2 separate regions of the Mus musculus genome follow, and region 1 is linked to region 2. The links are chromatin loops, found by intact Hi-C in ENCODE. Cell type or tissue: heart. All regions are shown on one strand. Links, peaks and the distances in the headings refer to the core of each region. The heading gives the core; the rest is flanking DNA. Region 1 overlaps Wdr35 (WD repeat domain 35). Region 2 holds the start of Hs1bp3 (HCLS1 binding protein 3).

Evidence for each region. Hi-C counts contacts between places; a loop is a spot of excess contacts. Peaks named below come from ENCODE experiments on the same cell type or tissue, not always from the same donor. Only the 100,000 strongest peaks of a DNase experiment are listed, where the experiment ranks them.
Region 1: it touches region 2 in a loop (3-fold over the local background); 6 of 42 quality-filtered maps call a loop at or near these places.

The regions. Positions count from the first base shown.
Region 1 is chr12:8,995,444-9,011,413 of GRCm38, reverse strand. It overlaps Wdr35 (WD repeat domain 35), which reads right to left. Exons shown (of 27, transcript NM_001159527.1): 11 at 15,285-15,345; 12 at 7,273-7,417; 13 at 5,582-5,651; 14 at 4,641-4,694; 15 at 3,303-3,412; 16 at 2,725-2,935. Among named protein-coding and RNA genes, the nearest start is that of Ttc32, 27 kb to the left of the region's middle. In heart, for the core only: CTCF peaks have their summits at 8,993, 9,206 and 12,323 (motif pointing right); no DNase peak of the experiment used is centred there.
Region 2 is chr12:8,304,215-8,320,184 of GRCm38, reverse strand. Hs1bp3 (HCLS1 binding protein 3) reads right to left here and starts at 6,752. Exons shown (of 7, transcript NM_021429.3): 1 at 6,688-6,752; 2 at 2,235-2,400. The coding sequence starts at 6,719. In heart, for the core only: CTCF peaks have their summits at 3,435 (motif pointing right), 6,637 and 6,851 (motif pointing left); DNase peaks (open chromatin) are centred at 6,248 and 6,764; H3K4me3 peaks cover 1,241 bases; H3K27ac peaks cover 1,000 bases; H3K27me3 peaks cover 2,511 bases.

The DNA.
Region 1 (15,970 bases), core at 4,511-12,510, 690 kb before region 2:
GTGTGGTTGCTGGAACTGAACTCAGGACCTCTGGAAGAGCAGACAGTGCTCTTAACCACTGAGCCATCTCTCCAGCCCTTAACCAGTATTCTTAATAACGCACCTAATCAAGTACCCAGGGAATGGTGCCAGCCAGAGGGGGCTGGCCCGCCTGCATCAATTAACAGCTAAAATGATACTCCACAGATATGGTCACAGGCAATCTGATCTGAACAATCCTTCCATTGAGATTCTCATCATGGGTTAATGGTAGGCTGTATCAAGTTGACAGAGATAACTAGACCAAATTATATCAACCAACACTGTTTTCCAATACAGTAGCAATTCGTCCATACCTCAACTGAATACAGTGTGTCACATTAACAAACTACAAAGCAGGGTACACTCACGTGAGCAGTATGCAAGGTATACATTGTTATCAAAAACAAGCATCCAAGCTTTGGTTCATTGTGCTGTATCAAGACGCACTGGGGTCTCTCTCACTCAGCACAGGCAGAGGTCTCACAGCACATGTAACACAGCAGGCTTCCTGAAGTGTCCCAACTTAGCTAAGCAGTCTCAGCATGCAGTGACACACTGAGGCTTGACGAACCTAGTTAACTAGATTGAGAGATTATATTATCAAATTTTACTTTCACCTCATAAATTAGACAAGAGATTTAAGAGGTATTGAAAAAGAATCTGCCAACTCCAGGGATCACTGATAACACAAGCAACTGTGGAATGACAGAGCTAACTCCTCCCTCCCTCCCTCACAACAGGGAAACAGAGATCTCTCAACTATCCTCTCACGGAAAAAAACCTATCCAGCTACCAATTGTCAGAGCACAGCTGGTCTCCTGAGTGCTGATGTGGAAAGCGTGTCCTGAAGGAGCGGATGATCGTGTAGCTCAGTGTCCAGGAGTCCTCTCTCAGTCTCTGAGCAGCTGGAGGAAGGCCCAGCACAGCAGCTGAGCAAGCAGGGGGCACAGAGGCCAGAGAACAGACCAGCACATGTATAAATTCTTGACCATGCTGAGATTATTTTCAAAATTGATCTAGCTCTAAGTTTAATAGAAATTGGGTTATATTCCAAGCCAAAAAAAAACCAAACAAACAAACAAACTCAAAGAAAATAATTATTTTAAAAAAAAAAAAAAAGGCTAGTCTGTTAGAACTGCTTTTAGTCTCTTCCAAACAAAGGTTTCACGTGGTGCTAGATTGACCACACTCTGCACACACTGTACAAACATAATAAGCACCTACTCTCTGGGCATATAACCCATGGCTAACAAGAAGTGGGGCCAAGAATAGAAAAAGGACTCTAGCATTCAGAAGGCATTCTTCCACCTTCAAGGTTATCATGTGAACACCTGTCAAATGTCCATGATTGTTTTGTGGCAAAGGACAAAATGCCCTTGGGTCTTTGCGAGAAGCCATGCAAAAGCAGGGTGTCTTTTCTTTGAACCATTTCTCAGGGTTTCAGAATGACAAAGACCATGAGGCTCCTTAATGCCTTAACAGAGCCTCTAAGAGCCTCTAATGCATGACCTCATTACCCAACAGAGCTCCAAAGAGAAAGAAATACACAAACAGCTCGGTGTTCCAGAAGAGCCACAACTCACCACTAAGCAAATGGCTGCAGAAAGCCTTTGACAGCTCGAAGCCCTGAGTATGCAATCCCTTCCCAAGACCAAACAAATCAAAATGGATAACTGAGACATTAGCTCATCTCTCATGATCTACACTAGTGAAGTAAACAGAAAGTTCCACACTGAAAATCATTAGTAATCCAAAATTGCTTTTAAGAATATCTTTTTGATTAAGATACAGATCAATTTAATTTTACTGCCTAAACACATGGGTAAGTGTTGGTCCCGAGAAGATCGAGGGACAGAAGAATCCAGAGCAGAAAAGCTAACGGGTGTGGTTCCCTCTAGAGAGGCCTGGGCCGTGCTCTCTGGGATGTCCTGTCGCTCTCTCTTTAGTACCTCTCTTGCTCTCTTAACTCTCATGCTTAAATTCTTTATTAAAAGCGTTTTATTAAAATGTTTTAATAAAAAATTAACTCTTTCAAAAGCATCAGCTGATGGAGCTGAAAATTAACGAGAAAATGAAATGGGCAGAAGGAAAAGGCAGTCACGATGTGTGTGAGGGGACCTGGGTACGGAAAGGGTGCAGATTAGTCAGTGGCCTGGAGTGTAAGAGAGGTGAGGCAAGCATATTCTAGTCACATAAGCACAGGAGAATGAAGAGACAAGGCTATTTCAAACAGACAGCAATAAACCTGGTGATTTTCTTTATGTTTCTTTGAATTTTGATAAGAGAAAATGAAATCAGGACTATTTATTGAGTGTCATGATTCCATGCTGGTGGGCTCAGTTTTGGTTTCAGATCAGGTCTGAACCATGGTCCAAGTTGGCCTGGAAGGCCCTAGATGGCCCAGGCTGGCCTCTCCCCACTCTGCCTCTCATACCCTGAGATTACAAGCACGTGACTGTCTGGCCAGCTATGAGTCTATCTGTTAAAAGAATAAGTAAGTACCTAGGAAGTACCTTTTAGAGAGAGCAAAGGTATTACTCCCACTTTGAACCAAATATTTTTAAACCCCACAGAAATTTTAAACTTATTTTCACAAATGTATGCAGCAATCCCACTACATTTCTCAAAGAAAAGGGGAGGGATATTGGGTTTTGAATTTGGCTTATTATTTATAGACTGTTAACACTTATCCCTTGTCTGTACCTCAGGATCCAAGTTTCTGAAAACATACATTCTCGTCTTCTCCATCATTGCAAACAAATCAGGATTGTCCTTGGCCCACTTCATATCCCAGACGTCTTTGCGCTCCAGTTTTAGCAACTCGCCAACGACCTGCTGCCCTGTACTGTCGGTCACCCGAGTGTCCAAGTCAAAGAAAGTCAAGACTCCAGCGATGTCGATGATAGCAAGACGACTACAAGTCATGGGATTGGGGAGGGAAAAATTATAAAATACTTTCAGTGGTCTTGAAGTCAAACTGCCTACAGCCCTTATTCAAGACACCTTCATGAGAAACCTGGAATATGGGGGAAATTACTTTAAAACGTTTTAAACAAATTTAACAGAAGATAGAAACTATTCCTTGTTTTGCTACTTTATAAGAAAAATGTGACCCAAATCAGGTAGTATCAAGATATGAAGTAGTTAATGTTAAGTTTCAAGAGTAAAAATAAAAACCGTGCCAGGGTTTCCATTTCAACAAGTTCACCCCTCAGCACATTACTGCACAAATCCAACCATCCCGACGTAAGCCTAACGCCCAGGAGAAGTCTCCAGCTTACCTGGAGTTGCAGTTCAGAGATAACTGGCAGGCACGGCAATCCAGGGAATACTTTTGAATCAGAGCAACATTAGGAAAGCTGTACCTCTGAATGACGCCAGATTCACGCCCCTGTGGAAAGGACCTTTGGTTACTGTAGCATATTTACCATAAAAGCATCAAGCTGTATACAGGTCTCTCTATATGCCCATGTTCTTAAAACCAGAGTGATACTGACCTAGCAAGTGCCCCCAGTTCTGCTGTTGCTAAGTCTATGTTTATCTCCCAACTTGAGTCTTTTAACAGCAGTTGTAGGTGGTTTAATTTTTCCTCATAGAATATTCAAGAAGGAAGTCAGGACGAAGATCTAGGTCTTTGTAATACACTGGTTCTTATCTGACAAGAAAGAAACCTCTAAGGCTGCTTATAATTTAGGTTAATATTCAGAGTAGCCTAAAGGCTACCAAAGTACCTACTCAATTACATGCCACAGATACGAAATGGAAGGTCACGGTATGAATCAGCCATTCCTGGAGCCTAGCCCTCCATCCCACAACTTTAACCTAGAGCATCAGCTTCCAGCAAGAAGAAAAATCACCTAGAAGCAGCAATACCTTGAGTATTATCTAAAAACTGACACAGGGTGTTTATACATTTCCTGGACAGGCATGACAATGTACGATCAGCAGCAGATGCAGCAGAGAAGCAGGGGCTATGACGAGCTTTCAAACTCTTCTGCACTTGAGCCATGTGGGGCAATGGGCAAGAGAGGGAGGGCTATATAGTTCCTCTTTTCCTGCCCTTTTTAGCCAGAGAGCAAGGATCCCTCAGTGTGATGCTCAAGCACAGCCTATCAGGAAAGCAGGAAAGCCATAGGATACAGGCTCCTTAAGAGCCTTTCCCCACAAACTGAGCTGACTGCTAGAGAACTCAGCAGGGAACAGGGCAGCCTCTGCTGGTGCAACGCAAACACACTGCTCAATCAGCGACTTTTGAAGTTCATGTTTTCAAACGTCAGAGCTCAAAAAAAAAACAGGATACCACTGCTTCTGTTTTTAAATGTTAGCAAAATATTGCCAGGACTCCTCAACTTCACTGGCTGGAAAATACACCGGTTCATTCTAACTTTTATGACTGTGTCTCTTCTCGGCTGACCATCGCCCTGCTGGTTTTATAAGTCGTTACTATTTTTGCAGATGATTAATAATATGTGCACAAGCTTCAGAACGTCCTCATTTCTTCAGATTTAGAGAAACACAGGACATCCACAAGATGATAGTCTAAATCCAAAATGCTTGATTTACCCTTGCTCTGTAACTTAAACAATTACTATTCATAAAATGAATTTATTTCAACTTACCACAATCAATGTCTTATCAGATGCAGTAATGGCACAAATTGGATCCCTTGTACCCTAAAATTAACCGATCATTTTATGTAATATTTATTGAATAACAAAGGACATCCAAAACTCATATGCAATTATTAAAACATATAGTAATACATTTGCCAATATAACAATTTTATTTACTAAGCACCTACTATGTGTCAATCACTAAAGTAAATACTAATGCTACTTCAATGAAATCTTGATCTCCAAGAGATTACTTAAAAGCATCTTCCAAAGACTATAAATTAAACATCTAACTATAAATACTCTATTAAAAGAGATACAAGTGGATTATAGAAACACATAGGGAGAAGTAGATGGGGAAACACCTAAGCTTAGCTATTAGAGCTGTGCTCAGGGGTAAGCACGTGACACCAGAAGGGTAAATAGGAGAGTCCTGCAACCACCAGGATCTAATGACGAGCATCGTGCTTAGCAAGAAAAGCCAGGCACCATAGTTCCTTATATCTAACAAACCAGTCAGCCAGAAGTCACTGTTCTCTCTGGAGAACTACAGGGGCAGACTGATCTCTCAGCTGAGGAGCATGAGAGAGGGAAGAGCATGGAGAAAGTTCCTTACGTGGTAAAATTATTAACATTTCCGTCAGCACAGCTCACAGACAGCTGTGGCCCAAGAGAGCTGTAAATGCAGCCCGAAAGTCACAAAGCCATAAACTTAGAACATTTTAAACTTGGGACTGCAAAGACTGCTGAGAAGGTAAGTGCCTGCTGCCCAAGCCGGAGGCCCTGAGTTGGGTCCCGAGCCACCATGTAAAAAGCAGATGTGACAGTGTTTAAGGAATTGTAAAGTGGTGCCCTATTTACTAGACCCACATTCTTGATCGAGTCCCTAATAAAATTACGTTTCCTTATCTTCAGACAGTAACGCTGACGAAAATCAAACCACCTACTTGAATGGCTTTACTGTAATCAAACACCCCATCCACAGATCCGGAAGGGACATCATCAACGTGATAAATTCTGTTAGAAAGAGCAAACCACAAGCGTGAAGAAAGGGAGGGTTATATTGCTTCATGATCTCTACAACTAAGGACTGAACGACTACAGTGAACATTCTTATCTAACAGGAAAACCCTGATTTTTTTTTTTTAAAGAGTTCTTGATATGGCTGAATCTCACAAAAGGAGAAACTACCCAGCGAAGATTTAGAGCTATATAAGTCATCTGTTCAACAAAGCCATCCCCACTGTGAACAACCAAGCTATGCAGTCCCAATAAAATCCATTAAGCTGTGAGATTTTTGCCTGACTGCTGATCAAGAGTAACTGTCCGTTTATTAATTTATTTGCTTGCTTGTTTGCTTGCTTGCTTGCTTATAGTCTCTCTCTAAGTAGCCTTGGTATGTCTCAAACTCAGAATCCTCCAGCCTTATCCTCCTGTCCACTACAACTTCAGGATTGTGAAGTAATAACTTCATACAGAACTTCCTGTTGTTTACCAAACACATTTACACATCTTCATGTTGAAGCTTACTTCAGGAGTCCCTTTGTCCTCATGTGTCTGAATGGCAGAGTCCTCTTTATGCCCACTTACCAGAACCACTCCAATGTAGACTCCTGGAATCCAAGTCTTTGGAAAGAAGCCACATGCCCAGTTCACCTCTCCCTAAAGCCCTCCTCCATGCCTGTGTGTAAGGACAAGCATCTCCATGCCTGTGTGTAAGGGCAAGCATCTCCATGCCTGTGTGTAAGGGCAAGCATCTCCATGCCTGTGTGTAAGGGCAAGCATCTCTATGCCTGTGTGTAAGGGCAAGCATCTCCATGCCTGTGTGTAAGGGCAAGCATCTCCATGCCTGTGTGTAAGGGCAAGCATCTCCATGCCTGTGTGTAAGGGCAAGCACCTCCATGCCTGTGTGTAAGGACAAGCATCTCCATGCCTGTGTGTAAGGGCAAGCATCTCTATGCCTGTGTGTAAGGGCAAGCATCTCCATGCCTGTGTGTAAGGGCAAGCATCTCTATGCCTGTGTGTAAGGACAAGCATCTACTTCTGATTGATGCTAGGGTCACCTCCTAGAAAGACCCCGATACAACTAACCTATGGGAATGAGGCTTCAGTAAGATACTCATTTTTTAACTGAATGACAGTAATTTCAGTGTACCACTACTATGTGGAGTAGGTCACACAGCTATTTCCTAACCAAATAAATCCTCACAGATTTCCAGTCTTTATCAATATCAAAAAAAAAATCTGTTTTGTTTACACCATGCCAACTTTCTTTTACTTTGATAAATTTAAATAGATCCTTTTAAAAGATATTCAAATTAAACAAAAGTACTTCTATTATGAGCCTGTTGTGGTGGCACACGCCTTTAATCCCAGCACTCAGGAGGCAGAGGCAGGCGGATTTCTGAGTTCGAGGCCAGCCTGGTCTACAGAGTGAGTTCCAGGACAGCCAGGGCTATACAGAGAAACCCTGAAACCCTGTCTCAGAAAACCAAAAAAAAAAAAAAAAAAAAAAAAAAAAAAAAGGACTTCTATTAATCAAGGCAATGTATATTTCTCAAGAATGGCAATAGATAATTAACTATGTCTGGATCCAATACGGTATAGTTGCTTATTAAATATATATCAAAAAACATACCTTTCTCTTCCTTCTTTTCGAGACCGTGTGATCTGATTAATTTCCAGTGCTGTGAGCTTCTTTGCCACACGATATTGCCAGGTATAAAATGCTTCTTTTGAAGCTGCTATCACATGGGTTTTGGTCATTGCAACAAATAATGGTACTATTAAAAGGAACAGAAAGACAGCTAAGCTATAGTTACACAGAAACAACTTCACACCACTGAGCCCAACTCCTCATTTTAGAAATAATAAACCCAGTCTTGAAATATGCACAGACAGTCTCTCAAATCAGGCAAGAATCTAAAGTTACTAGGATCACACAAAAAATATTAAGTAAAATGGATCTGCGATGTACAAGGATCAAGAGCTAAAACCCCAGGCCTTTTTAAAGAGTCCTTACGAGTATAGGGGTCAGTGGAAGCGCATTTGCTCCGCGTGGGAGAAGTCACTCAATCCTCAGTGTCACGGAAAGAAAGAGGAGCAGCCTTTTAAGTAGTCTATTACTTTATGTGCATGAGTGTTTTTCCTGCATATGTGTCTATGTGAAGGTGTTAGATCCTCTCGAGTTAGAACCACATAATTGCTGGGAATTGAACCCAGGTCCTCTGAAAGAGCAGCCAACACTCTTAACCACGGAGCCATCTCTCCAGCCCCAGAAGTAAATCTTTGTGAGTCAGGGTTAGGCAACAGTTGATGCCTTAGGCATGACACCAAAAATGATGTAACAAAAATAAAGAAATTGAATCTTATAAGGAATTAATGGTTATAAACATACATATAAGACTGTCCAAAAAAATATTTAACAAAAGAAAAACTTTTAAGAAGGCAAAGAATCTAAGTGAACACTTCTCCAATAAGACACACAAATACTCATGAAAACATAACCAGCATCATTAGCCACCAAAACCTGGTGTGTCACATGATCCTCACTGAACATGGAAGCTACAACTGGCGTGTCACATGATCCTCACTGAACATGGAAGCTACCTGGCATGTCACATGATCCTCACTAGCATAGCTAGAATTTTAAAAAGTAAGGCAAGAATTGATCAGGGCATAGAGAAAAAAATGAAAATGTAAAATACTCTAAAAGAACCTTCCAAAGTTTCTCAAAATGTTGACTACAGAGTTACACATTACCTAGCAATTCTGCTCCACGGTGTATGTCTAAGAGAAGCAAACACACACACACAAATTTACAGTCAGGTGCTCAAAACAGTGTTCCACATAGACCCAACATGTGGAAACAACTCAGATATCCACCAGCTGTTGAACCCAATCTCTTTCTCCCCTCCTCAGTACCAATTACAGCCAGATCTAAACATTTATCTTTTTGTTCTTGCTCTCATTTGTACTGCATTTCCACTTCACTTAGCAAACGAGAAGACACAGCCCAAGTGTCATGCTGCTAGGCAGACATGTCACTGACCACCTCTTGGGTATGCTTTTGTGAAGCAAAGCGCCTCAGCAACTCCAACAGTGGATTAAAAGATGGGAGACTAAACAGTAAAATAATCACCTAAACTCATAGAATAATACTAAGATAAAGTTAAATATGCAAACAAAATATATGAAAGCAAAGCAGCTCTCTGTAAGGGGCATTACTCTCTTTTCTGAGCTCATGAATAATCAAACACTGTGAACTGTTTCTGCTTATACTGCAAAGCAATGAGGCCAGTGTTGGACGTTTGTCACACAACTAGCCAGGGGCATGTTTTGGCAGCAGGACACTTAGAAACTGAACAGTAGACGCTCCCCCTGGCAGCGTACTATTAACTGAGTAGATTGACAACTCAGGAACTCAAACTCAATAAAGTTGTGTCGGATTTTTTTTTTTTTTTTTTTTTTTTTTTAATTTCAGGCTTTCAAAGTTTTTCTGTTCAAAGCAAATCATATACTATTAGTGACCTCTAGAGGGAGCACGAAGCTTTCATTGCCTTGCACAAAATCAAAGCCTGGTGAAATGGCAGCCAAACCTCCAGAGGGTGCTAAAGCCAGCCAGGTTGTCTTCTCACTGACTTTACTAAATCTAATAAATATTTAGTAAATTCACCATGAATATTTCAATTCTGGTAATTGCACTCTAATTGGTTTGAGGTTCACCAACCTTTACTGCTTCCTGGTAAAATATGACATTTCCAAAGCATATTTCTCAACCAGTGTTTAATTACAATTATGAGTTACATTCATGTCCTTTTATTCTTTTTTTTCCATACAATTTATTCTGATCACACTTTCCACTCCCCCATGTTCTTTATTCTTAATACTTCATGAATATGAGAATTTATTGCTATCCTGATTAATTCAAAATTAAAATGTTACTGGTTCAAAAGACAAGTCGGGCTTCTTGGATTCAAATTGCAAACACTTCATAATTATGATGTTAACAATTATGTTTCTCTCTCTGAACCTCAGTTTACCTGCCAATTGAAAATAACAATATCAGCTCTATAGAACTGTTTTAAGGATTAAAAGAGAAAATAAAGGATAACACGGTACATGCTTAGTAATTTTAAATGCTTAATAATTTTAAATACATGCAAGCACTCTTGTAAACACATTATATGCATTAACTCACAGCCACTGTATAAGGCGGACAGTGCTATCATTAGTTATCAGTTTAAAAAAAACTACCTGGTTATGAAGCAATTATAACTTATCTATGTTATACAGCTAGACAGTGGGCAAGTGGGACTTAAACTCAGGTCCTCTACGGCTCTTGAATCTGTGCTCAGAATCGCTGAAGTAGAATGGCCCTCAATAAACATCAGGACCCATTAGGCATGGTAGGTATCACTGTTTTTATTTTCATTTTCTATATGAATTTTTATAATGTAAAATACTCAGAATAAATATAAATATATATCAGAAAATACTTTCAATTAATGTACTAGCACTCTCGATAAATTCAAATGGGAACATAATGCCATCGTATAAATTCTGATAGACTTTCATTAAAAGATGAATTAAAGTCCAACTAAATGTATAAGTAAATGAAGATGAGGTCGCCAATCACAGTTTGATAGGAGGGCTCTATTGGTAAAGGTAATACACAGTTTGAGCACAGGACATGAAGAAGCCCATTGGTAATGACCAGGAAGCCTCTTTGCTCCTACAAGCTTTCACAGGACTAGAAGGTGCTGCTGTACCTTGTAGTTGCTGCTGAGGGAGAGGCATGGACAGCCTCACCCAGCTGTGAACCCGTGAGCTACACTAATGATTGGCATGTACCCATGATGTAACAGCGACACAGATGGTAGCAGGCTAACAAACTGCTGCTTGATCCACAGAGGAGCACTGGTACTAAAAATCTGGTTAGGAAGTCTGCAAACCTAGGGATAGACCTAATGTTATTATGCTACTAAATGGACATAACAACAAATTGTCCTCTGAATTCATACCCATAGAGCACTTCTCTTCATACTCATAAACTATGACAGCGCTCCATCGTTGGTTTCTCTGTGCAGTGAACAGAAATTCGCAACTAATCAAAATACAGAGAATAAGTGTTCATGGAGTCCTCAGCCACAAGAGATCATCAATTCAATCCCACACACCAGCCTTAGATGTGATCTCCATATAGTCCCGCCCCAAAGCTCAGGGACCATCAGAGAAGAGGTCAGAAAAGGACCAAAGTAAAACAGTGTCCTCTGGACATGGCAGGCCCGCTGCAGGCATGGCCTCACAGCAGCTGTGCTTGCCTAAGACCTGCTCAAGACCAAGCCAATCAACACTGTAGTGTGGGAGGGGGCGGGGCCCAGGACTCTGCATTCCTAAGGAATGATTGATGGTCGATGGCTTCTGTAGGAAGGAGAGTCAGGTATCTTAGTATGGTAGGTGAGCTACTCTACAGTGGACACCTTCACACCCAAGAGTATATGGACAGTACAAGTTGAACTCAGTAGGTTATTAAAACAAAACAGAAGGATAAAGTTGGAAGTGAGAAGTAGAAGTCATTGGGGCAAGGTGGGAGGTTAAACATGATCAAAATATTAATTAAAGTAGCATATTGAAAATGAAGGTAAACTTTGTTAAAGATTTATTTCTTTTTATGTATATGGGTATTTTGCCTGCATGTATGACTGTGCACCACGTACATACCTGGTGCACCTTGAGGCCAAAAAAGGACATCTGATCCCCTGGAACTGAATTAGACCCAAGTTCTCTAGAAGAGCATCCCATGTTCTTAACTGCTAAGCCATCTCTCCAGCCCCAAAGGAACATTTTAGGAGATAGAACTCCAAGTTTAGCAAGAGGCTCAGCCTCAATAAATTAAAGTAGAATGAGATTGAGGAAGACCTCCAACTTCAACTTCAGACCTCAACGTACATACACACGTGTGTGCCGACACATGTGAACATGCATATGCACAAACACACATACAACATACACATGCAACAAGTTTCAAACTAGGCAGAAAGATTAGTGCGGAGAGAATGTAAGAAACAATGCCTCCCTCAAATGAGCCTTAGCACTAATAGGCAGTCGTTAACAGCCAAGCCCAGATGTAAAATCATTTAAAACAATTTAGGAATTCACATTTAGGAAAAACCTGCTTGTAATATTTTAATGCTGAGGGCTGAATAAATTCCTGCATCCATAATGGTTTCCCTGCTTTGCCACTTATTCATTTCTTAGCACTTTAAAGAGCTGGAAAACTGGAATGCTGTCATCAAATTAGCCTTCTCAGAAATACATGGAAACCATCACTAGAAACCCACCAAAATGACTGCTGCACAGGCAGGCTGGTACTCTCGGGTACTCTGTGCCTTGTTCCCTCTCTCAGTGCTATCCTCTCCTTACATGCCACCTAAGGACATACTTAGAGGGATTTCCTTTGTTCTCAATTTTTGAGACAGCTATGTATTCCTAGCTGTCCTGGAACTCATCTGTAGACCAACCTGGACTCAAACTCAGAGAGTTCCACCTGCCTCTGCCTTCTGAGTGCTGGAATCAAAGGTGTGGGCCACCACTGCCTGGCACATTTCTTTTTAACTGCCTACTTATTTCTTTTTCTTTTTTAAGATTTATTTATTTTATGTATATGAGTACACTGTTGCTGTCTTCAGACCCACCAGAAGAGGGCATCGGATCCCATTTCAGATGGTTGTGAGCCACCATGTGGTTGCTGGGAATTGAACTCAGGACCTCTGGAAAAGCAGTCAGTGCTCTTAACCACTAAGTCATCTCTCCAGCCCCCAGCCCTGTATAGTTATTTCTTATAAGACATACTTATACACGCACATCCATTTATCCCAGTCACCAGCATGATACCTGGGGCACATGGCACTCAGCACAGAAGCAGTAAAGTGTTGCTCAACTGATTAACTAAACTTGATTTATTTATACATCCCATGAGGAATATCATAATCTCTTTATTTTCCCTAAGGACTGTTATAGTGTCTGAAATTATATATTTTTGATTTGCTAAAGAATCACTTTCAATTTAGATGACATGACATAAACACTGTCTATGCACTCAAGAAACATTTGTCGGGGCCAAGCACACTGTTGGGGATGGGGGACATGAAAGTCAGCTAGACATAGATCTTTAAGAAGTTAGACAATCACAGTCAGGAAAGTAGTAGTCACAGGCAGGGTGAGAAGGACTTAGGAGGAAGTATACTAAATCGATTATGGGGTTGGTGAGGTCACTCAGCGGTGAAGCACCTGGGCTGCACTTCCTTAGTTCAGTTCCCAGCCAACCACACTGTGGCTCACAACTGTCATAAAGGGATGTGATGTCCTGGCTCCACAGAAGAGCACCTAAAGAGGCCACAGAATGCCTCCTGCTGAGTACAGAATCCGTACTCTGTATAATGTAAAGTTTCTGTAGGTTTTTACAGAAACTGTCAAGCAGAAAGATAAAGAGCAAAAGCCCAAATCAGACATTCCAGATTAGCATCTCTCCTACAACTGGTGCTTTTGTTAGTTTCCCGACTCCATGAAAACTTCATGGGGATCTTAAAAGAGAACTGTCTGGGATATATATGAAACACAATGTTGAGTCTTCGTATCTGTTTGCTGTGGGCCAATGGATGAACTGTTGGTTAAAATTTCATCCAAGGAAACTAAACGTCAAAAAGTTTAAGACTCAAAAATACAAGTATTTATCATTTAACGAAGAGGAAGGATTTATGTTTAATTTTGTTTTAAAAAAATGGTCTACCTGGCATAAAAATTACTTTGAGTTTAACCCCAGGATATAGCAAATGACTCTACATTAAGACTTTTGGTGTTGAGAGAAAAAAACAACAATGTAAAGATTGGCAAAATTCACACCTTAAAGACATAATACTTTGATTCAGGGAAATGGCTCAGTAGGTAAGGACTCTTGCTATTGAGCACACACACAAAATAAAGGATGTAATACTTCTAGAAATAACAAATATACTCACATGACACATCTGTAATAATTATAAGCTATGCATTTTACTAACAGGGAATTTAGCATATGTATATATATGCATGTGTATATTATACATATAAATATGCACATGTGTATATAAACATACTTATGCAACAATGCATTAGACAAGAGGTTAAATATATCATTATATCACAATGAGTTACTAAAACCTAAACATGAGGCCATTACATCTTTAACAACCATTTGTTTTAACCAGACCTCAGCAAAATGCATTTAAGAGACATACCACTTTGTTTTTAGGATCAATCTTATTTTACGTGTATGAATGCTATGCTTGTATCTCTATATGCAGAGCACACGCATGCCTGGGATCCAGGAAAGTCAGAAGAGGCTGCTGAATCCCTACAACTGGAGCCCATTGTGAGCCACCATGTGAGTGCTGAGAATTGAACCAGGGTCCTCTCCAAGAGCAACAAATGCTCTTAGCCATTTAACTCTCTCTCCATTCCCAGTAACATGATTTTAAGATTCAATATCGAATCTGAAAGTAAATGAGTAGTTTATCGGAGTCAGAAAATAATACAGTGGGTTCTCAACTGTTTTGACTGAATTATGTTTGTCACCATTTCTAATATATGGCAGTACATTTTATAAGAGAGACATTAATTCTGGAAGCTGCAATGGCAGAAAATATTTTAATGGTTTTAAATAAGTTTCTTATAATAAGGCTTAAAAGTCCCCAGAGAGCCACTGTTATCTCTGTGGAGCAGAGGGAAGGGAGCAGCGAGAGTCACAAACGTCCTCAGAAAAAGAAGTGGGGGGTGTTTTAAGACTTTCTCTATTAATAGATTGGTTTCATTAGAAAGCACTGGAAAAAGCAAGCCTACCTTCTATGCAGCTAAGGAGTTTTTATGGGAGAGAAGTATTTACAAGCAGTTTATTAATAATAAAAGTGGTTTAAGAGCAAAATTCTTTCTACAACCCTGTTTATTACACACTAACCTTGCATTGCATGCCAATTCCTATACAATTATGTAGACAAATGGTGGCAATGTGGCAATTATGAAATTGTTGTGGATTTTAGACTCAATAGCCTCCCTTACAGGTTACTGTTTTAACCAGGATGCTTTCAGAGCGAAAGGAAGCATTGATAACCTATCATGAAAACAGGTATCGACTGGTACTACTGTGGCAACCAGGAAACATGGTCATTCTCATCTAGAAAATATCATTCTAATTAATACCTTTATCAGAGGTGGGAAAATATGTGATCCGGATGCACATTCATGTTTAGGTGTGTCCACTCATGAGTGCTCACAGAGGCCAAAGAAAGATGTTGGGTACTTCTTTCTACCATTATCCACCTTATTGTTTGAGACACCGCCTTTCACTGAACCTTAAGCTGTTTCAGCTAGGCAGTCTGGCCAGTGAGTTCCTGAGATTTACATATCTCAATCCCCCAATGCTGGGGTTACAGGCATGTGTGGTCAGGCCCAGACTTTGTGTGGGTGGTTGGGGATTTGAACCCATGCCCTCTCGCTTTAATATCAAACATTCCGACCCAATAAGTCATATAGCTCCAGCCTTTTGGGATTTTTATAGTTACTGTTATGAACAAAACCCCATCAGAAAGGAAATAAATATTAACATTTTCTTACCAAGATCAATGTATTTAGGGTCCAAGGGTGTGCCAATAGAATTGCAAAGGACAAGCACAAACTGTAAACAGATAAAAGAAAAAAAAAAGGAATATCAGAATTCTTCTAAGAATATCAGAGTTCTTGCTTGTGAACAGTAAGGACGTGTAATTCACATATCATGCTTATCTTTCTCAAGTATCACTAACCTGGAAATGACTGATAAAACTTCGGTACAAAGAAAAGCAGACGAGAGGAAAGATCATCTACAGCACTGACTATTACAAACCATGAGCTATAGCAAGGTCGCCGATTTCCCACTCTAACAAGCACCACAGTTTTAGAGTTTTAGGAGAGCACAAGGCAAGTGGTCCAGCCACTTCCATCATTTACACGTCTAAACGCCCAGATGCTATAGCACCTTAACACACACCTCCCCATCTATCCCAGCCACGCAGAAGCCAAAGTAGTTTGTTACCGTTGCACCAAATGTCTCCATTTCATTCTCCTCCTTTGAAGCAATATATGAATGGTATGAGAAATTCAGAAAAACGCAATTAATTCAGTAGCAATGGCTTATATCCAAACAATCATGAGTGATATTAAGAAAAACACAATATACATTTTACACTACACTGTTCTAAGTTGGAAATTTCATCTTAACTATTAGTTATTGAGACATGTACTGACAATACTGTTTTACTTAA
Region 2 (15,970 bases), core at 2,669-10,668:
TGGCTCCTGGCACCACCCAGGGCTCTCATCCACTTGTGTGCTAGGCAGAACATCAGGCAGCCAACAGCAAACACGGCAAGGACAACAGGGAGCTAAGTGGGGACACAGAAGGACCCAATGGCTCTGCGTGGCAGGAAGTGCGGAGCACTGGGCCAGCACGACGCTGCCTCTAATAGGTACGTATGTACGTACACACACACACGCGCGCGCGCACACACACACACACACACGCGCACACACACATCTGTGTAATGAGATACGCAGGGTGTCTGCCAGACCTCAGGCACAGTGCTCCTGCCTGGGGGCTGGCTTCATTTCATGGCTAGCAACTTAAATGCTTGCTTCTATTAAAAAGTATATATCCTTCTAAGGCATAGACACAAAATGCTCACTAATTCTTTTAGCTAACTCATCCCATTCTAGGGGGACTGCAGACCTGGAAGCATAACTCTGGCCTACACCCTTAGATACCACTGTGTGTGTGTGTGTGTGTGTGTGTGTGTGTGTGTGTGTGTGTGTGTGAAAGCAAATGAGTTTCCCCTTGCCCTCTCAGGTCTGTGAGGCCCCTGCAATGTATGTGCACACCCATACTCTGTACACGCCCCAACATGCTTTCCACAGGGCGTGGGCATCACTGTTTAGGATCATGCAGCACTAATGTGGCGTGTGGCAGTGTGACAGGTGACCTTTCATTCACCCAGCCTTCTGTGCGGGTCAGAACAGGCTGCGCTGGACCCCAAGGGCTCCTAGGGTGCTGCCTCTCTCCCTCAGAGCCCAGAATCACTGGGTATACCTGAGCTCACGTCAGACCACCAGGAGCTGCAACTGGCCCCTCACAGAAGATCCACACTAGAACGCAGCAGACCCAGAACCGTGGCTCACGGTCCACCTGGGTTCAATCAAGAGTTGGTCTAAGGAGCAATCAGATGAAAAACAGCACTGGGGGAGTGGCTTGTTATATTCTTTACTTTCTTTTCTCTGAGCCGCCTGGAGGTGCCAAACCAAACCGTTGCAGCCACTCCCCTGTGGTACTCAAGGACTTTGGTTCATTTTACCGTAGCCTAAGATCCTGAGGCCCGTTTTTCATTCTCACCAGGTCTGGATCCCTTCCATAAGAGGCCAAAGGGTAGAAAAATGTATGAACCCATTAGACTTTTAGTTGAAGTTCTCTGTTCCCTTAGCTTCCTTGCCTTCAGCCTGCCAGCCTTCCCTTCTGCCTTGATGGCCGCCCCAGCTGTCGTCATTGGCCTGGCTGGTGTTTCAGGACATCATCTCAGCATTTCTCCCGTCTCCACCTCTGCTCTCTGGGTAGCTTCACCCACTCCCAGCTCTTAACAGGGCCTCAAAGCTGATACCTAAGTACCACTCCTATGCTGGGCTTCCCGTGCCCGCCCAGTGGGTGAACACTGCACGCTCACCACAGCCTCTAACGTGCTCCTGGCGGGTGTGGCTGATCTCGGCCTTCTGCACACTGTAAGCACCTCCTTCTCTCCTTGCCTCTTAGCCTGCTGTTTCTGCTGGCTCCCAGCATGGAGGCTTACTATGGTGTCCTCAGAACCAAGTGTCTTATGGCCCCCAGTGCTTTGCTGTCACTAGATGCTCTGGTTAAAGGCAGGTAGGACTGTCACTTAAAACTACATGGCCGCAAGACACGTCCAGGTTCAACCTGAATCCTGCAAGTCATCTACCCTTGTCTCCTCCCATGCCATCCCAACCCGTGTCCTGTTTCTGGGACAGTCTTCCCACCTCTCCTGTTGCTTAACATCATCTATTCTCTTGAGACAGGGTTTCTCTGTGTAGCCCTGGCTTTCCTGGTACTCTGTAGACCAGGCTAGCCCTGAACTCAAGAGCTCCGCTTCCCTCTGACTCCCGAGTGCTGTAATTAAAGGTGTGCACCACCACCACCCAGCGCTACCATACATATACTCTTTAAACCATTGTCCTCCCTTCGCCTCTTCCAAGATGTTGCCAGCATCTTCTCTTCAAGGTGCATTAGGTTGTCCCTTCTACACCTTCCCAGGCTCCCAGGTGTCTCTGTCACCCTCTATGCCTCTTTGCAAGTCTGCCTTGCTGTGGACTCTAGGCACAGGTCTACTCTGGCGTTCCTGTCATCCCACACAGTCTAGCACTCCAGACCTTGGCCCATGTGGTATAGAGAAGTGTCATTCCTCTGAGGGGACAGACATACCTGCCTGGGCACCCTCAGAGCACCATGGCTAGGGTCCCTTGCTCACCAAGAACTGGACGACATCTTCGGGCCGGTGCTTGGCTGACTTGAACACAGCCAACCGGGTCACCACTAGGATCTGGTACTCCACATGGCCGGACATCATCTTACCCCGCACCTCCTGGTGCTGTGGGACAGACAGGTCGAGGCCTGTGTGTGCATTCTGAACTTGTCTGTAAAGCAAAGGAAGGCAGGTCAGGATCAAGTGCAAATTAGCAGCCTTCGCCAATGAGGTGGTCAGTGGGGCCCAGTCTCCAGGTGCTGGGTCATTCAGCTATGTGTCCTTGTCAGTCTGTCCTTACATTCTGAGGGGTTAGGGGTATGTAGACCAAGAGAGGAGCCTGAGTCTGAGAAGACAGAGCAGGACTGAAGCCCTCTAGGGAACCTGGACAGACGTACTTCCTCAGTTCTGAAGGCAGCAAGGTTCAATAGGCCAGATGCTCCCATCTGCCTTTAACAGTGGCAGCTTGGAATGACATCCGAGGCTGCAGGGAAACAGTGGCTTCCTCCTCTGGATACCCTTAGGGGACAGACATCCGTGCCTGAGTACAGTCAGAGAATTCTCTCTGGGCTGCAAGGATGTGCTGGCCAATCCTTTTGCTCCCAGAGAGCAGTGAGGACCTACCAGAGCCCATGGAGTGGAGGTTTTTGTTTTTTGTTTTTTTAAAAACTTATTTTATGTGTGAGTACACTGCCGACCTCTTCATGCATACCAGAAGAGGGCATCGGATCCCATTACAGATGATTGTGAGCCACCATGTGGTTGCTGGGAATTGAACTCAGGACTTCTGGAAGAGCAGTCAGTGTTCTTAACCATTGAGCCATCTCTCCAGTCCCCCCCCCCCACCCCCCTTTTCCCATTGAGTGTTTTTAATGCAACACAACATACATACAGACACACACACAGGCCTGAGAACAAGGCTGTCACACTGGGACAGCATGCTAAAAGCATGAAATATGCAATGTGTGTGTGTGTGTGTGTGTGTGTGTGTGTGTCCAGTGACTGTACAGCCTTGTACACACAGGAATACTCGCATTCCAAGCACGAATCCCTCTGCCGGCTTGAGCTGGCTGCATCTGGAGAAGCATCACAAGGCATCCACAGCAGACTCATGCTGTGAGATGAGAGACATTACACCAGGCCACTTCTCTTGTACATTTAATTTTATGTGTATAGGAGCTTTGTCTGCATGAGTGCAGTCTCCTCAGAGACCAGAAGAGGGCATTGGAACTCAGGAACTGGAGTTACAGACAGCAGTGAGCTGCCCTGTGGGTACTGGGAGTTGAACTCGGGTCCTCCGGAAGAACAGCCAGTGCTCTTAATCCCTGAGCCCCAAGCCAGGCCACTTCTTAACCAATGGGCAAATGAGAGTGTTCTCTGAGGCTGAAGTTTTCAGTATCCAGGGTCTGAAGTGCTAGACTGTCACAAGGACAAGAGGGGCATGGGAGAGAGGCTCAGGTACGGAGAAAGCAGCTGGCAGGCCCAGCAGGTGGTCCTACCTATCTGATAGGAACGAAGGCTTCAACAGGAAGTAGCTTATCTTTGCTGTCAGAGTTTCAGGGAGCAATCCCAGGCAGCCTTGCTAGCTGTGACAGGGAAATGAGGCCCTTTTTCTTTAGGCTTGTCAGGGCAATGAAGCTGAGGTGCTGGGCAGGTAACACAGGCTGAATGGTTCACCCTGAGTGGTAGAAGATGGCAAAGGGTTGTCAAGCCCCACTTGGAACCTCCCAAGGAGGTTTCCCACAGACAACCACACCAGGAACTGAACTCATACCCTATCCCTGTCCTTACAGTCCCTGTATCGGCTCTACCATCTAAGTGTACTGTACAGGAATCTCTCCATCTCCGGCTTGGCTCCCTTGTCTTCATGCCTAGGGCTCAGCTTCCTTTAAAACGCCCTGTTCATCAGCTCCTTTGCTCCTGTGCCTAGACACAATTCTATTTCCTTATCCCTCCTGGATTGGCACAATTATGCTCCCCGTCCTTCCCTTAGACTCCTGACTTTTAGGCACACAACCTCATCCAGACATAGAGTTCGCAAGAAGTGGTCCCCAGACAGTATAAGCATCACTCTGGAACGCGCAAGAAAGATACACTTGGGTCACTCAACCAGAAGCCTGAGAGCACAATATCTCAAGCATTGCATGCTATCTTATTTCAGCTACAACTGTTCAACTTGGCCTTTAGACACACAAGGAAAGCAGCTACAGCCAACACCTGCCCGGTCTGGGTGTGTTCTTGTACAACTGGAATCACAAAAGCAAGCGGTTGGTAGGATATGCTCACAGGCACAGTATACCCACCTGTGTCCTACACCAAGCGCCTCAGTTGTGATGGGGCTACAGATCTCTTATGCATCCTTTATCCTCAAGGCTCAGCCTGATCTGGCTCACACTGCCCTCCAATGACCTCACCCAGACTCAAGGCCTTCCATAGCATCCAGAGCCAAGGGTGGCCCAATTCCTACCCGTGGTCCAGACTCTTCCCTCCAAACCATCCCGCCTCTTACTTACCTAGAATCTCCATTTGACCGTCAATCATGCTTTAAAACAAACCCATCTGAACAAATGCTGATTCCCCGGTTCTACCCGCTCCCTATCCCAGGAAGCAGTGCGCTCAGGACAGTATAGCCCTTCAGCTGACAGCCAACCTTACCATCCTGCAGACCCCAAAGTTCATCATTCAGAATACACAGAGAACCTAAACAGGCTGCAGCCCCTCCTCCCACCCCTCCGTGCAGCCACTCCGGCCGGTGCCTGAAGGACATGGGTGCAGCAGCCACGGGTTCTCTGTCCCCTTGCTCCCATGGCCAGGCTGCCTATGTTTCCCACCGCACTCAGAATGAAACCTCATGGCCTTTCTCCATTGCAGGCCACCTCACTCTCTCCACGCTCCCTCCACATCAGCACACGGCCTTTGGATTTTCTGTCTTTCCTGCTGAGCACACACTGCAAGCTCTCCTTCCTATAGTCCTTTCCACTGTGAGACTTCTCAAGAGCTTGTTCGCCTGCCATCTCTCCGAAAGATATCCCTTGACCACATCGTATAAAACTCATGTCTGTCACCTGACCTCCCTCCCCATCATTCAGCTTCCTTCTCAGCATTTACTACCCTCGACATAGCTTACGTTTTCTCGCTGCCCACCCATTCCCTCCAAAGCCTCACTACTGTATCCTAGAACCTGGACCGGTGTCTAGCATCGAAGGGATCCCGAGAAAACACCTGCTGGATGGATACTGCATGAAGCCCAGAGATGCCGCGCAGGAGGAGGCTGGAAACTCCAGCTGATCTTGGGTGCAGGGCCACTTCAATGCTTACTTAGGTGGCTGTGCTCCTCAAAGGCAAGCTCCTTGGGTCTGCTGTGACTATCAGAATGGTGGACAGGGCACGACTCGTCCACCCTCACCATCAGCAGCACACTATGCCTGCTAACACTCGGGGGCATGCTAGCACCAAGGGAAGCCACCACTACCCTTTCTAGGCACCAGCACCAAACTCACAGTCACAGTCTGGTGGCCCACAGGGACATTTACTGCTCCTGTCCTCCTATCTCTCTAGATGGAACCTTTCTCTACAGGAAGGGAAACTGAGGCTCTGTGAAAGGGAACGACTCACAGGGTCATAGGAACATCTCTTTTAATGGGGATGTGGCCTGCGGCCTCACCACACCAAGGAGAGCAAGCAGCTTTCAAGATCAGGGCTTACGTCCGGAACCATACTTTTCTAACCAGGGAGCTGGGAATACAAATGAACTTGTGTTGGGTAAAGCACCCGTTTGCCCATCTTGGCTAGAGTTTGTATTCGGGGAATAAAGGCAGAGTATACGATTATCCTTAAAGTTCATCATTTCAGAGTTACTTAAAAATCGAGGAAGGAGTAGGACATCCACCCTGCCCACAAGCCTTTCCAAGCCTCACCCTAGCTGTGAGTATGGCCCTGGGTGGATGCGCACTGCTCTGACCCCTTTGAGGAAGCTCCTGCGCTCTCTCCAGCAATAACTGCCAGGGTCTTAGTTCTGCGTAGTTGGGGTTCAACAGCAGCAGTGTGCTGCCCTGCCAACTGAACTTAACACGCCCCCTCCCGCAGCACCAGTCATTTTGGTGCGGGTATCACCTCCAGGGACACCTTGTTTTATTCACCTCGTCCCTGGTGCTTAGCATCGAGCTATTCACACAGCTAGCGCAGAAATGTTTGGGGGACCGGAAGAAATGCCCCCCTCCCCCCATACGCAGGGACAGGAAGCTGGGCCCTGTCCCAGCCAGCGCTATCTCGCCAATCCCAGGCTTTTCTGGAGACGTGGGTGAGTGCTTGGATCCTTTAGGGGGCCTCAGTTTCCTTGTCTGTAAAACGGGGACTCTAGACGGCGCGCCAGCACGCCAGCAGGATAGTGTGCGGTGCAGCGGGATAAACCGTCAGCTGCTGGGACGTCTGGATCATGCATGTTGGGGGTCTGGCTCACCTGGAGGTGCGGAGCACCGCCGGGGACTGCATGTCGGCTGCGGGCGGGCGGACGGTCACGGGATCTGGCGTCCTGGGCGTCGCTGCGTCCCCGCCCCGCCCCGCTCCGGCGCAGCGCCGTCTCCTCAGCCCTTGCCCGCCCCCTGGTGGCAGCGGATGTGCACATCGCAGTGTCTGTGGCCTCGGAGTAGAGAGGTCATCCCTGCTGCTCATCCCTCCCTAGGTCCCCCATAGCCACCTCTTAAGCCTGGCACCTCATGCCATTTAATCCTAGTACTGACTTAACCTCTAATGGTACAGGAATCCAGCCGCTAGTTTTCAGGCTTCTCTCCAGGCTAGCTACAAAAGCACTCTTTTCTCTCCCTGGGGTCATTTCCACTTATGCAGTCAATCACTCAGTCAACAGGAGTCTTCCCCTTTGGGACTCTGTCCCTTCAGGCTTGTGGGCTGTCATTGAAAACAACCCTCTCTTTCGGGCTCTTCTCCTAAGGTTTCCTGTCCATCTCTTCTTTCTGTCTCTGACTCTGTCTCTCCCTCTCTGTCTCTCTCTCCCTCTCTCTCCCTCTCTGTCCCTCTCTCCCTCCCTTCAAAGGTACTCTTGGCCTTGGCCTGGCTTGCTTTGCATTGAGGAGGAGGTCTTGGACATTTTACTCTGTATGTCTCTGACTGAGTGGACCACCTGGGAATGGGCTCAACTCTCTACCCCAGGAGAATGAGAGAGACCATACCTGCTGTTTCCTGTCTTCTGCCCGTGGCTCAGGAGACTGAAACCAGGGCCAGGTGACAGGTACAAACTGCTGTCTGTCCTTTGCTCTCTCCAGTGATAAGTAGCTGCAGATGCTGGGCCACACCAAAAGCACCTAAGGGACATATTATGTTCCCGTTTTAGTGTGTGTGTGTGCATGGAGAGTGTATAGAGGTCGAAAGACAGCTCTGTGGAGTTGATTCTCTCCTTCCACATTTCCATGGCTTGTAGGGATTGGAATCTGGAGGTCAGGTTTGCAAGAAATTATTTTAACTTGAGTCATCTTGCAGGCTCCATGCCATGCTCTCTAGGTAGCATCTCAGCACACTCAAACCATTATCCTCTGCTTCAGTGATGTAATCCCACAGTCAATTTTAAAAGTTTGAAAATGACTTCAAACTTTGCCTCTTGAAACATATACACTCATGCACCCTGTTGGCGGCGTTTTGGATTTGTCTAGAGAAAAGGTGACAATAATAGGTGTTTTAAATGTTAAACTTATAATTATTACTACCATTTACTACTCTCTCTCTCCCTCTCCCCCCACCCCGTGTGTGTGCGTGTATGTGTGTATGTTCATGTGTGTGTGTATGTATGTGTGCATGTGTGTGTGTGCACGAGTGTGTGTATGTGTGCATGTGTGTGTGTGCACATGTGTGTATGTATGTATGCATGTGTGTGCGCGTGTGTGTGCATGTGTGTGTGTGCATGTGTGTGTGCATGTGTGTGCCTGTGTGTGTGTGCGTGCATGTGTGTGCATGTATGTGTGTGCATGTGTGTGTATATGTGCATGTGTGTTTATGTGTGTGTGCATGTGTGTGTGTGTGTGCAGTTAACTCTGCACTTGTGAGATCAAGGACAACTTTCGGGAGCTGGATCTCTCCTTGCACCACAGATTCTGAGGTGCGGATAGAATTTAGGGGATCAGGCTTGTATAGAATGTTATTTTACTCACTGAGCCACCTCATAGGCATTAACACAGAGATTTAATGGAGCCTCCCCTCCTGTCCCATCCTAACCCCCTCTCCTTTTTCCACCCTTCCCTTCTATCCCCTTCCTCCTCCTCCTCCTCCTCTCCCTCCCTCCTCCTCTTCTTCCTTCTCTTTTCCATTGCAAAACGAAATGGAGTCAGAAAGGGCGGTGCGAAGGAGCAGTTTCCTAGAGAAATAAGAATTGGCAAACTAGGAATGTTCCCGACAAGGAAGGAGTCAGTAGGGTCTAGCAGCGGAGGAAAGCAGGAGTCAGGGCATGAAGTACTCGGTGTGTTTGAGCTTAGCCTTTGCACTGACAGTGGTCACCAGACAGGAAATAAAGTGTGCACAGAGGACCCTCCTGAACAGCCGAGCCGTGTGCAGTGGTGTGGAAATGCACAGGAGCCCAGAATGGGGGAGACGGCGAAGGCTGCTGAGGTGCAGAATAGGGAGCGGGCGTGAGAGCCGCAGGAGATGGGGCTTTTCATGAGCATGAGCAGAGGAGTCGGGATGCTGCTGTGTGGCTGAGCGGCAGCTCCGCTCTCACTGTGCTTGCCGGCCACACACGAGGGCCTGCGTTTCACGCCAGTACCATGAAAATCCATGGCCAGAAGCCCAGCACTCAGGAGGGCTGCAGAAGTTCAAGGTCATCTTCCACTCCAGAGAGTCTGAGACGGAGGCAGCCTGAGGGCATACGAGGCCTTGTCCCCTCGATGTGTGTGAGTGTGCGAATGTAAAAGTTTAAAAAGATGTTGCTATGGTTTGGCTCGTGTGAGTGGCTGGACATCTGGAGGAGCCTGAGGTGGTAAAATGATCAGTCTGTTTTGGACAAGAAAGGTTTCAGGACCTGGGATATAGAGGCCATTGAATCTCTCTGCTCAGGACCTGGGGATGTGAGACTTGGGTGTGGGGTCCTAGGTGGAAAGGAGATAGTCTTTCCAGGTGACACATCCTGCATGAGAGTCCTGAAGAGATATTTTGAGGGGGTTTAGGAAAGCAGAAACCATAATGGGGACTTGCCAGGAAACCCCAGACTGCTAGCATGCCTGCCACCAATACCTTGTGAGCTAATGAGCTGGGCTTCCCGGTGACTTGGGCTTGTCCTGTGCACCACAGGAAATTCAGCACACCTGGTGCCTGTCAAGAGTACCCCAGGATTCCTGTGGAAGTGACCCGCTTCCTTGATAGCAATTCCATTTTCTGCTTCCATGGGTCCCACAGGCTCCAGTGCATAATTGTGTGCAATACCTGGAATGTGGAATCTGAATCTGATATTGTGTGCTTCCTGCTCAACGCCATGGCTAAGGCGGTGGTAACAAAGACCATGCTGCACAGGGTTGTCCTCCCTCCCGGCTCACCCTGGGAGGACCACTCCACACGGCTTCTCCCAGAGGGAGTCAGACTGCAGCGCTGAGGCCACTCAGACTCTGCAGGGGGATGTCTAAATGCTGGCCTAGCCTGCTGGCACCCCCTTTGTTTCGTGTGGGGTGGGCTGTCTGAGGAGCTGCTCGCTATCTCTGTCCATTAACTCATTAGCTCAAGGAGTCCGCTCATCCTCATGTGATAAAGTGGGCGGCCCCACCATCTTGTTGGTCATCCAGCCAGTGCTCACAGGCACAGCTCAGGCCTGGGGCTGCAGAAGGAGACTCGGCTTTGTCCAGCGGTGTTCACTGACCACTTGAGGATAGTTGGAGATTTCAATGAGAACGCAGGCTCTGGGGACATGAGGACACCCTGGAGATGAAGGGCATATGAGTAAGAGCATGGGGTAGGGAGGGGGGTACAAAGAACTGCCAGGAGGAGTTGGTACCAGACCTAAGAAATGAAAAAGTGAATGTTCTTGCTCTAGCTTTCTCTGTGAAGAAATGGGTCTAACAGAGTCACAGCCGCAGAGTGGTGAAAGCAATGGAGCAGAACAAAATGCACGACAGGCGCTGGAGGTCGGGAGTCACCCGCTGCGCACACACACACACACACACACACACACACACACACACACAGAGAGAGAGAGAGAGAGAGAGAGAGAGAGAGAGAGAGAGAGAGAGAGAGAGAGAGTACATTTACACAAACACAAATAAAAATAAAGTTTTGTTTTGTTTTGTTTTTTTGGCTTTTTGAGACAAGTTTCTTCTTCTTCTTCTTCTTCTTCTTCTTCTTCTTCTTCTTCTTCTTCTTCTCCTTCTCCTTCTCCTTCTCTTTCTCCTCCTCCTCCTCCTCCTCCTCCTCCTCCTCCTCCTCCTCCTCCACCTTCTGTGTAGCCCTGGCTTTCCTAGAACTTGCTTTGTAGACTAGACTGGCCTTGAACTCATAGAGACCTACCTGTCTCTGCAAAGGAGAGCACCACCATTCCCATCTCTAAAAATAAGTCTTAAAAAAAGTCCTGGGGGGTGGGGAGAGGGGTATGTTGCATTACCAGGAGAAAATTTATGTCTTCTTCTACCTGAAAAGAGCTTTAATGTTGGAGATGAAGACAGCCATCTTGTGAGCATGAGACACAAACATGTGTTTGGAGCCAATGTGTGTTCAGGATGTAAGAATCTGAGATCTGATGGAACATGATTCTGAAGCAGAGGAGCTGGACGGTGTATGTTTTATAGAAGAATTCATGATCCTGACAGAGGAGAGAGAGAGAGAGAGAGAGAGAGAGAGAGAGAGAGAGAGAGAGAGAGAGAGAAGAAGAAGAAGGAGGAGGAGGAGGAGGAGGAGGAGGAGGAGGAGGAGGAGGAGGAGGAGGAGGAAGAAGAAGAAGAAGAAGAAGAAGAAGAAGAAGAAGAAGAAGAAGAAGAAGAAGAGAAGAGAAGAGAAGAGAAGAGAAGAGAAGAGAAGAGAAGAGAAGAGAAGAGAGAGGAGGGAAGGAGGGGAGGGAGGGGGAAAGGGAAAGAGGAAGAGGGAAAGGGAGAGAAGGAGGAGACAGGTTGTTTTTAAAAAGCAACAAAAATCACCTCTGACTTAATGCCAGACACGACCACCAACAATGCAGCAGAGCCCCCAGGACTGTATTGTTGGGGAGCATGGGTTTGGGGTATAGCATCCTGGGGAACACTATGTTGAAAGAGCCCATCATTGGTGTGAGGAGAAACCACGATATCAGTGTTCCCTGAGATGGTAGTGTTGAGTGTGATCATTTAGTTAAAATCATCTCTGTACTTAGAATATTTTATATGCATGGTTCAAGACTTTTTTTTTTTTTTTTTTTTTTTTGAGACAGGGTTTCTCTGTGTAGCCCTGACTGTCCCGGAACTCACTCTGTAGAGCAGGCTGTCCTCAAACTCAGAAATCTGCCTGCCTCTGCCTCCCAAGTGCTGAGATTAAAGGTGTGCACCACCACTGCCTGGCTATGGCTTAAAATTTTACAACTAAATTCTAGTTGTGAATATGACTCTTAGTGGTTTCGACAATGTAAGAGTACTTAGAAAATAACTCCCTGGGCTGGAGAGATGGCTCAGTGGTTAAGATCACTGATTGCTCTTCCAGGGGTCCTGAGTTCAATTCCCAGCAACCACACGGTGGCTCACAACCATCCGTAATAGAATCTGATGCCCTCTTCTGGTATGTCTGAAAACAGCTACAGTGTACTTATATAAATATAATATATAAATTAAAAAAAAAAAGAAAAGAAAAGAATTCCCTATACAAGCTCTGTCAGTGCACCGAGTCCCATAATATGCTCATGTTTTCTGTAGTCATTTGATTCACCTGAAATTAATGTGGGCTTGTATCATAAGAAACAAATTTTGTAGGTGTACCATTCTCTGTGGGACAGCATCAGGGTACCTTCTGCAGACAGATTTCCCAGAGGTCTTTGTCACATGGTCCCGAGACCCAAGGCAGCTTCTCTGTTACTACGATTCTAGTTATGTTACTATTATCTATTAGTAACATAGTATCTTCTAGTAACATAGTTACTAGTCATGATGTTTCATGACTGAAAGCAACTTGTGGAGGAGAGGGTTACCCCCCCCCCCTTTACAGGTTACAAACTATCTTCAAGGGTAGCCTGGGCAGGAACTCGAGGCAGGAACCTGCAGGCAACACTGCTTACTGACTTAATTCCCGTGATTTGCTCAGCTTGCTTTCTTATACAATGCAGGGACACCAGGAGTAGTGATACCCACAGAAGTCAGGGCCCTCCCATATCAATCAGACATGCTAGCCAGCCACGTTTATGGAGGCAATTCCTCACTAGAGGTTCTGTTTCCCAAATGACTGTGGTTTGTGTTAAGTTGGCAAGCACAAACCATCACAACCCGCTTCATCTTTGTGTATCTAGAACAGGAACCCTGAGTTCTTTGACCACGGTTGGAGGAATGGGCACTCCAAACTATCACCCAGTGGCAGCACTGATTAAAAGTCCTTGTTGATTTCTAATTTTGGGTACTGTCTTCAGTACTGCTCTAGTGCTGTGAAGAGACACCATGACCAAAGTAACTTATGAAAGGAAGCGTTTAACTGAGGTCTTGCTTACAGATGTACAGTTCTAGTCCATTGTCATTGTAGTAGAAAGCAATGGAACAGGTTTACATCCTGATCTGCAGGTAGCAGGCAGAGAGAGAGAGAGACAGACAGACAGGCAGGCAGACAGACACTGGGCCTGGTATGGGCTTTTGAAACCTCAAAACCTACCCCCAGTGACACACCTCTTCCAACAAGACCACACCCCTTCAACCAGACCACACCTCTTCCAACAAGGCCACACCTCCTCCAAGGCCCCACCTATTCCCATTTAAAGAGGCAGAGGCTCTTTAAATGGGAATAGGTGTTAGGCTTTGTTTGAAGAGATGGTGTCTCATCATGTAGCCCAGGCTGGCTAGAAAGTCAAAATCTCTTTGCTCCGTGAATGCTGGGATAGTGGATAGAGGTCAACTCTGTCAAGGTCAAAAAGTCCATAGTAATGGTGGTTTGAAGGCAAGTTCCTCCCCCATACTGCAGTGTTATGTTTGTTTGTTTGTTTGTTTGTTTGTTTGTTTTAACTCTGGATGGTCATCTCAGTTTAATAGTCCTGGGCTTAAGCAGTCAGGTGCAGTTACATTCTGTGGCCAGCAGGTGGCACTATCCACAAGTCTTCTGCAGTTTGTCCCGATTAGGTGGCACTGAAATGTACCCCAGGAAGGCCTCTGGGAAAGAAGCTACCCTTCTATCTTATCCCTCCTTTCCTCCCCTCCCCCACCGGGTGGTCTGGGTCACAGAGCAGGCCACGCCCAGAGGCCTGGGGCCAGGGCTTTTGAGGACCCCAGTGTGAATGCCAGAGCTGTTGCTGGGGGCAACCCGGGCAGTCTACTTATAGGTTAAGCATGGGAAATTCCTGCAGCTCGAGGAAGCCTGACCCTGGGTGCTGTGCTGTGCTAGAACCTTCTGGAATTCAGGTCTTTCTGGAAGAGACTCATGAAGCTTTCCTAGGGGCTGAGTAGGGGAGCGCATGTTATCAGAAGAGAAGGAAAAGGCGAACGTCTCTACAGGTTATTCTTCTCTCCCTCCATCTCCTCTCAGGGAGATCTAAACTGGTACCCTGTTTCTCCAGACAGAGGAGATTCTCCTGGTCCCTCCATCTCTCTTTGTCCCCAGTCTCACTATATTGAGCAGGAGGCAAAGCCAGGAAGAGTGAGGGGCTTGCAGCCAGAGGTTAAACTTGAGTTCAGGTCTCTTGACTTTAGGTTTGTGAGGCTGCAGGAACCCAGAGCCCCCTTCAGTGGCAAGGACAGAGAGCTTCATGTCACTCTTCACTTCATTCACTGGTACCCTCGGCAGAGCAGAACCACAATGTTCTGGACCTCAGTGGAGAGTGAAGGGTTAGCCAGACACAGAGATGACTGTGATGCCAAATTATAGGCTGCAAGTCACCACTGTCTGCTGCTTCCTCTCATGGATCATGTGGGCTGCACAGCAGTTCACTTCTAAGGGACCCCTTGTTCCCGTCTCAGCACACAGGAGACCTAGACATCTGGGTGTGGCTGGAGCTGGCTACAGGCATCTCAGGTTTCTTTCAGTTCCAGTACACAGAAGCCATCACAATATCTCTTGTGATAGGATTTAAGACCAGATTTCTAAGAAGCACCGTCCCAGGTCATAGCCAGCTCCCTGGAATGGAAAGTTGGGCTAAACTAAGGAGGCTCTGCTTCTGAAGGGACAACACACAGAGAATTTATCCCCAGGGAGAACACTTGGGGATAAAAATGTGGAACCCACCCCTCCTGACTGTGCTGGGGCTGAGCATCAGAGACTGGAAGGTGAAGACTTCCTGTCTTGTTTGCTCCCCATCCCTGAACTCTGCCATCTGCTACCGGGATGCTGCAGGTGCTCTCCAGCGAGTAAGTCCTGTGGCAGAGCCAAGGACAGGCACTCAGCCTGTGGCAGAGCCAAGGACAGGCACTCAGCCTGTGGCAGAGCCAAGGACAGGCACTCAGCCTGTGGCAGAGCACACCTCTAGAGTCTTCTGTCTGGGATCTCAGCTGCCAAAGGCTCCCAGCACCAAATGTGGGCCTCTTATGCATGCCTGGGCTAGGTTTGGAATTGTGGATCCAAGAGGGGCCATCAGGGGCCAACAGGGGGATTTGAGCTAAGCACAGTGAAGGGTGAATGGCTGAGGGAATTCCCTGACATTCTCTTTCTCTGTCCTCTGAATTTTCACCCCAGATTGGTGTTCATGCTTTGGAAACCCTGGGCAAGGGAGACAGAGACCTGCAAGACAGACAGGTGAACCCTGCCGCATCTCCTCCAGGCTGTTCCCAAGCACAGTGACCTAGTTCCCAGTTTGTGGCCGAGGCTGAAAGAAGAGTCCACTGGGGAGTTCTCTCTTAACCCTCCCTGGGACCTTAGAGTCACTTTCTTTGCTGAGAAGATTCCAGAGAGCCAGAGAGGGCCATGGAGGGATTAGCAGACCAAAGCCCCTTCTAGTCTTGCCTCCTTAGTGTAGTGGAAGCCAAAATCTGAGCCAAGACAGTTAATCTAGGCTGGGCTACTTATTACATGACCCCAGGCAAAGTTCGCATCTTCGTGACTCAATTTTCTTTAAAAAAAATTCTGTATGTATCAAAAGATGGCCTAGTCGGCCATCACTGCAAAGAGAGGCCCATTGGACTTGCAAACTTTATATGCCCCAGTACAGGGGAATGCCAGGGCCAAAAAGGGGGAGTGGGTGGATAGGGGATTGGGGGGGTGGGTATGGGGGACCTTTGGGATAGCATTGAAAATGTAAACGAGGAAAATACCTAATTAAAAAAAAGAAAAAAAATTCTATCACAGGATAGAACAGCTGGCATGGGCACGTAAGGCAATGGGCTGGTGACAAGTGGCTAGTGTCACTTAAGCAGGAGGAAGAGGGAAGGGGCCAGGCAGGCCTCCAACACCCCCATGCCTTCCTTTTTTTTAGGGCTCTGCTTCAATGTGGTCTCTGCTGACAGAAAAAAACCTCTCCCATCAAGGTACTCAGAACGTCCTTGATGGTCTGCCAGGCATTTGTGTATTACTGGCTGTTGTTTCTTCTGCACACCCTGGCTCTCCACAAGTTTGCCTTGAGTATTGATGGATTCGCAACACCCGGAAGAGTGCCTAGCAATAAGAAGTTGCTACAA